Regions from separate parts of the Homo sapiens genome. Here region 2 is linked to region 1. The links are chromatin loops, found by intact Hi-C in ENCODE. Cell type or tissue: ovary. All regions are shown on one strand.

The links. Peaks named below come from ENCODE experiments on the same cell type or tissue, not always from the same donor. Only the 100,000 strongest peaks of a DNase experiment are listed, where the experiment ranks them.
Region 2: it touches region 1 in a loop (2.8-fold over the local background); 36 of 110 quality-filtered maps call a loop at or near these places.

What each region holds. Positions count from the first base shown.
Region 1 is chr15:75,373,598-75,376,097 of GRCh38, reverse strand. SIN3A (SIN3 transcription regulator family member A) reads left to right here. Exons shown (of 21, transcript NM_001145358.2): 20 at 226-433. Among named protein-coding and RNA genes, the nearest start is that of MAN2C1, 6.2 kb to the right of the region's middle. In ovary, no CTCF peak of the experiment used is centred here; no DNase peak of the experiment used is centred here.
Region 2 is chr15:75,672,436-75,674,935 of GRCh38, reverse strand. It overlaps CSPG4 (chondroitin sulfate proteoglycan 4), which reads left to right. Exons shown (of 10, transcript NM_001897.5): 10 at 1-614. Among named protein-coding and RNA genes, the nearest start is that of SNX33, 26 kb to the right of the region's middle. RefSeq lists an enhancer at 1-618. In ovary, no CTCF peak of the experiment used is centred here; a DNase peak (open chromatin) is centred at 1,305; H3K27ac peaks cover 2,469 bases.

The sequences.
Region 1 (2,500 bases):
CATCTGCTAAGTCAAGTAGGGGATGGGTGAAGATTTCTGCTTTTTATTCTGTGTACCTTTGCAGTTGAAATTTTTTTTGCAGTGAAACAACTGAACATTTGTGTATGTATTTAACAAATTGGGATGAGTACTATGCAAGCATATAATAAAGAAAACTCACTTTGGGGAAGTCACGGGAATCTGCATCTGGACGAGCTCTCATCCTCCGGGGCTTTTCTGCAATAGGAATCTACGGCGGATCCGGAAGTGTCAACGTGGTCGAGAGCAGCAGGAAAAGGAAGGGAAGGAAGGAAACAGCAAGAAGACCATGGAGAATGTGGATAGTCTGGATAAGCTGGAGTGTAGATTCAAGCTGAATTCCTACAAGATGGTGTATGTGATCAAATCAGAGGACTATATGTATCGGAGGACCGCCCTGCTCCGGGCTCATCAGGTGAGAACCAGTAACTGAAATTTCTGTACACATCTCCCACCCTAGCTAGGACCAGGGGAGGCCCAGAGTCTTCTGATTGTTTTTCTTTGTTTATGCAAACCTGTTCTTGGAGCTGAGACTTAACTGAGGAAGTACGTATGTTGGTTGCTAAGGATGCTGTGACAAAGTACCACAGACTGTGGCTTAAATGACAAAAGTTGTGGAGACTAGAAGTCCAAAGTCAAGTGTCAGCAGTGTTGGTTCCTTTTGAGGACTGTGAGGGACAATCTCTTCTAGGCCTCTCCTAGCTTCTGGTTCTTTGCTGGCAATCTTTGGCATTCCTGGGCTTGTAGATCCCTGCCTTCATCTTCATATGGTGTTCCTACCTGTGTGTGTGTGTCTGCCTCCAGATGAGGTCACATTCGGAAGTACTGGGGGCTAGGACTTCAATGTATGATTTTTTGTTTGTTTGTTTGAGACAGAGTCTCACCTGACACAGCCTCTCAAAGTGCTAGCATTACAGGCGTGAGCCACCATGCCCGGCCAACATAAGAATTTTAAGGAGAATACAGTTCAGCCTGTAAGAGCACGTAAATACCCGGTGGCACCTTTTTGGTGAATTTACTCCCAGTATTTACATCTCAAGTAGTATCTGATCTTTTGCTTGTATGAATCCTACCTGTCTTTACATTCTGTCTCAATTGTGAAACCTTCCTGGTGCAGCTGCGTATAGGGTGTTATGCCAGGCCCTGGGACTACAGCCATGAAGTAGAGCAGATGAAGTAATGCGATGATATGCACTACCAGGGAAACAAATCAGGTGAAGTGATCAAGGGTAACTAGCATACAGGCCTTGCTTTCACTGGAGGAGGCTTCTCAAAGGAGGTGATGCTTGAGGCCTGAATAATGACAAGGAATTAGCCTGGTGAAGAGTAGAGGATGGGTGTTTTCTAGACAAAAGAGCTAGTACAAGGCTGGGAGGAAAGGACTTGGCATATTCAAGAAATTACAAACACCATTGTGGCTCAAGGTTGCATGAAGTTAGAAGGGTAGGCAGAGGCCACATCACTTTGTCTAATGATAGGCCATGGTTTGTAATTTGTTTGAGATGCACTGGGACATTTGACAAAGATAGCTTGGAGTTCTGTGAGGACAGTGGAGATGGGTATATATAAAGTTGGAAGAGCAGAGACCACTCAAAAGGGTGCCCTTGTCCAAATGAGATGTGGGGGCCACCCGTACTACTAGGGTGGCAGTGGAATTGCAAGAATTACATTGTAGACTTTATGCATTTATTTTTGAGACAGAGTTTCGCTGTGTCTCAAACCATGCCTGGCTGATTTTTTGTATTTTTAGTAGAGATGGGATTTCACCATGTTGGCCAGGCTGGTCTCGAACCTGACCTCAAGTGATCCACCCTCCTCAGCCTCCCAAAGTACTGGGATTACAGGCGTGAGCCACCACGCCCAGATGTAGATATTATTTAGATATTTAATTGACAAGAGATGGTGTTGGATCAAATGTGGGGGTAAGCAAAAGAAGGACATCAAGGATGGTGCCTGATTAGTTTTGGGGTTTTTTGGTTTGTTTTGTTTTGCTTAAGTGGAGATTTTAGGGGCTCACCTGTTAATAGGAAAGGGTTATGAGGTTTGGGAGACAGATGAAGTGCTGTTTTAAGTTTGAAAGGACTACAAAACTTTCAAATGGGAGATGTTGAGCAGACAGTTTAATGTATAATTAACCCTTTAACGACAAGGGGTTTGGGGCACTGGCCCCTGCACAGTCAAATCTGTGTATAATTTTTGACTCCCCCAAAATGGAACTACTGATAGTCTACTACTGACTGGAAGGCTTACTGATAAACAACATATTTTGTATGTTGTATGTATTATATATACTGCATTCTTTTTTTCTTTCTTTTTTTTTTTTTTAATGAAAATAGACACGGGGTCTCCTTACGTTGCCCAGGGCTGGTCTCAAACTCAAGGGTTCAAACAACCCACCCATTTCAGCCTCCTAAAGTGCTGGGATTACAGGCGTGAGCCACTGTGCCCAGCCTATACTGTATATTCTTACAATAAAGTAAGT
Region 2 (2,500 bases), 300 kb before region 1:
GGGGATGGGTTTATTTAAGGGAGATTGCAAGGAAGCTATTTAACATGGTGCTGAGCTAGCCAGGACTGATGGAGCCCCTGGGGGTGTGGGATGGAGGAGGGTCTGCAGCCAGTTCATTCCCAGGGCCCCATCTTGATGGGCCAAGGGCTAAACATGCATGTGTCAGTGGCTTTGGAGCAGGTTAGGCTGGGGCTCATCGAGGGTCTCAGGCCGAGGCCACTGCGGTGCCAGTGCCCCCCTGAGGACTAGGGCAGGCAGCTGGGGGCACTTGGTTCCATGGAGCCTGGATAAACAGTGCTTTGGAGGCTCTGGACAGCTGTGTGGTGTTTGTGTCTTAACTATGCACTGGGCCCTTGTCTGCGTCGGCTTGCATACAGAGGGCCCCTGGGGTCGGCCCTCCGGCCTGGCCTCAGCCAGTGGGATGGACAGGGCCAGGCAGGCCTCTGAACTTCCACCTCCTGGGGCCTCCCAGACCTCCTGTGCCCCCACCTGTGTGGGCAGGTGGGCCAGTCTTCGGGTGATGGGACCAAACCCCTTCAGTTCAGTAGAGAAAGGCTAGGTCCTCTACAAAGAGCTGCAAGACAAAAATTAAAATAAATGCTCCCCACCCTAGATTTATTAGCCTGAGTTTCGACCTCCATACCCCTGTCCTTCCCCAGCCACCTCTCAAGGGGTTGCAGCAGCAAAGTGAAGGGAGTGGGGGGACTTGGGGATCCCAAGGCTGGGACATGGTACCAAGGGGGAGGGGGAGGAGAACCACCACAGGTGCCTCCTAGAAACTTTTACAAGGAAGGCTTCTGCTGGTGTCCACCCTCCCAACAGGAGGACCAAGTGTGCTGCTTCTCAAAGCCAGAGGAAGCAGCAAGGATTCAGAAAAGCCAGGCATCCCCGCACGTGGCCTGAGAGGCCAGCATTGGGTTACAGAGGGGTTCTGAGGCCGCGGCATCTCCAGAAGGCCCTCTCTGAGTTACTGAGTCACCACCCTCTAGACCTCTCTTGAGGGTGTCGCAGGGTTGGGGGCAATGGAGACAGATTCTGGGTCCCAGGGGATATGCCTGGCCCTGACAGTAGACTGAAGAGAGGAAGAGAAATGTGAGAGGCCTCTGAGTGCAGCCAGGGTCAGTGGGTGGGAAGCCCTGGCCAGCCTCTGGCAGCTGACCTGCATCTGGGGACCAGAGTCACCTCTTCCCTGCATCCCAACATCTGAAACATTTGAACCAGGAATGAGCAAGAGAAGTCTCCTCCCCACCCTGCCCCTGGACCGCCCCTCCTATGACGCCTCTCGCATCTCAGTGTCCAGCCTCCTAGGTCCTCCTCCACTCTGAGAGGCTTCGGGCAGGAGGCCAGGTACATCCTGCTGTTAGGGCCCCCAGAGGACCCAGGGGAGACTAAGAGTCAGGGAGGGGAAGAGGGCTGTCACACAGCAAGGCGCTTCTTGCCACACTGAAAAGCAGGACTCCCCAGGGAGGGTGACCAGGGCCCCAGAGATCCCTCTGCACCCTGAGCTCACCGTGCACAGGGCTCCGCGTGAGCCTGCTCCGTTCCTTCTACAAGCCTGGTCTCTCTGGCGCCCCAGGCCAGCCTGAGGCAGGGGCCTGGCCAAGGGTGTCTCTACACCACATCCCCTCCCAGGAGCTCAGGCTGGAGCCTCAGGGCCCTGATATCTGGAGCAAGTCTCTACCCAGGGTGACCAGTTTCCCTGGAAGTGTAAGCTGAGAAGAGGGTGAGAGACCCAGCAGGCAGGATCTGGCCTGGTCTCCGATTTCCCCCAGAGGACTGAGGACACACTCTGTTCACATAGCCTGGCCCGGCCTGCCCTGCCCCCAGGGAGCTGGCACCAGCTGACACCGTTCCAGCTCCTCTGAGCCCATGCAGGACAGTGGGCTGGCACCCAGGGCACTGTGCCAGCAGCTCTGCTAGGACCTGGGAGAGGGTCTTTCATGGGCACACCAGAGCTGAGAACCCAACCTAAACGTGGGACCTTGGTTTATGTAAATCCCTTTCCCCAGGGCTTAAGGGGCTTGTCTCCACTTTACAAAGTAACTCACCATCCCCCTCCTTTAAGGAGCCAGTTCCTCCCAGGCGCTGGAGATAACAGCCAACCCATGTGCAAGTGTTCAGGAATGTCTGGGAGCTCCTGACCCTCTCCACACAAACAAACATACACAAATCCATAATGTGCCTTTGTGCACGCCATTGTGTATATGAACACAGGCTCATGCATGACCTTCAGACACACAACACAGAGATAAATACCTACCTACCTAAGACACAAACGCATACGCGGGGGCACACACAAATTTCAGAAGTATATGCTCCTTACCTGGGGCCCCCTGCAGTCCCAGCTAGCCTAGTCGGGCAAAGGAGTCAGGATTTTCTGCCCATTAAGGCACTCAAGCTGACATCAGCAGAATTGCAAAGTGAGCCCACTGGTGGGGGAAGGGGACAGGGTAGGAGTTGCCAGAGGGGCCCAGATCCCCAGGACCCCAGCTTAGAAACC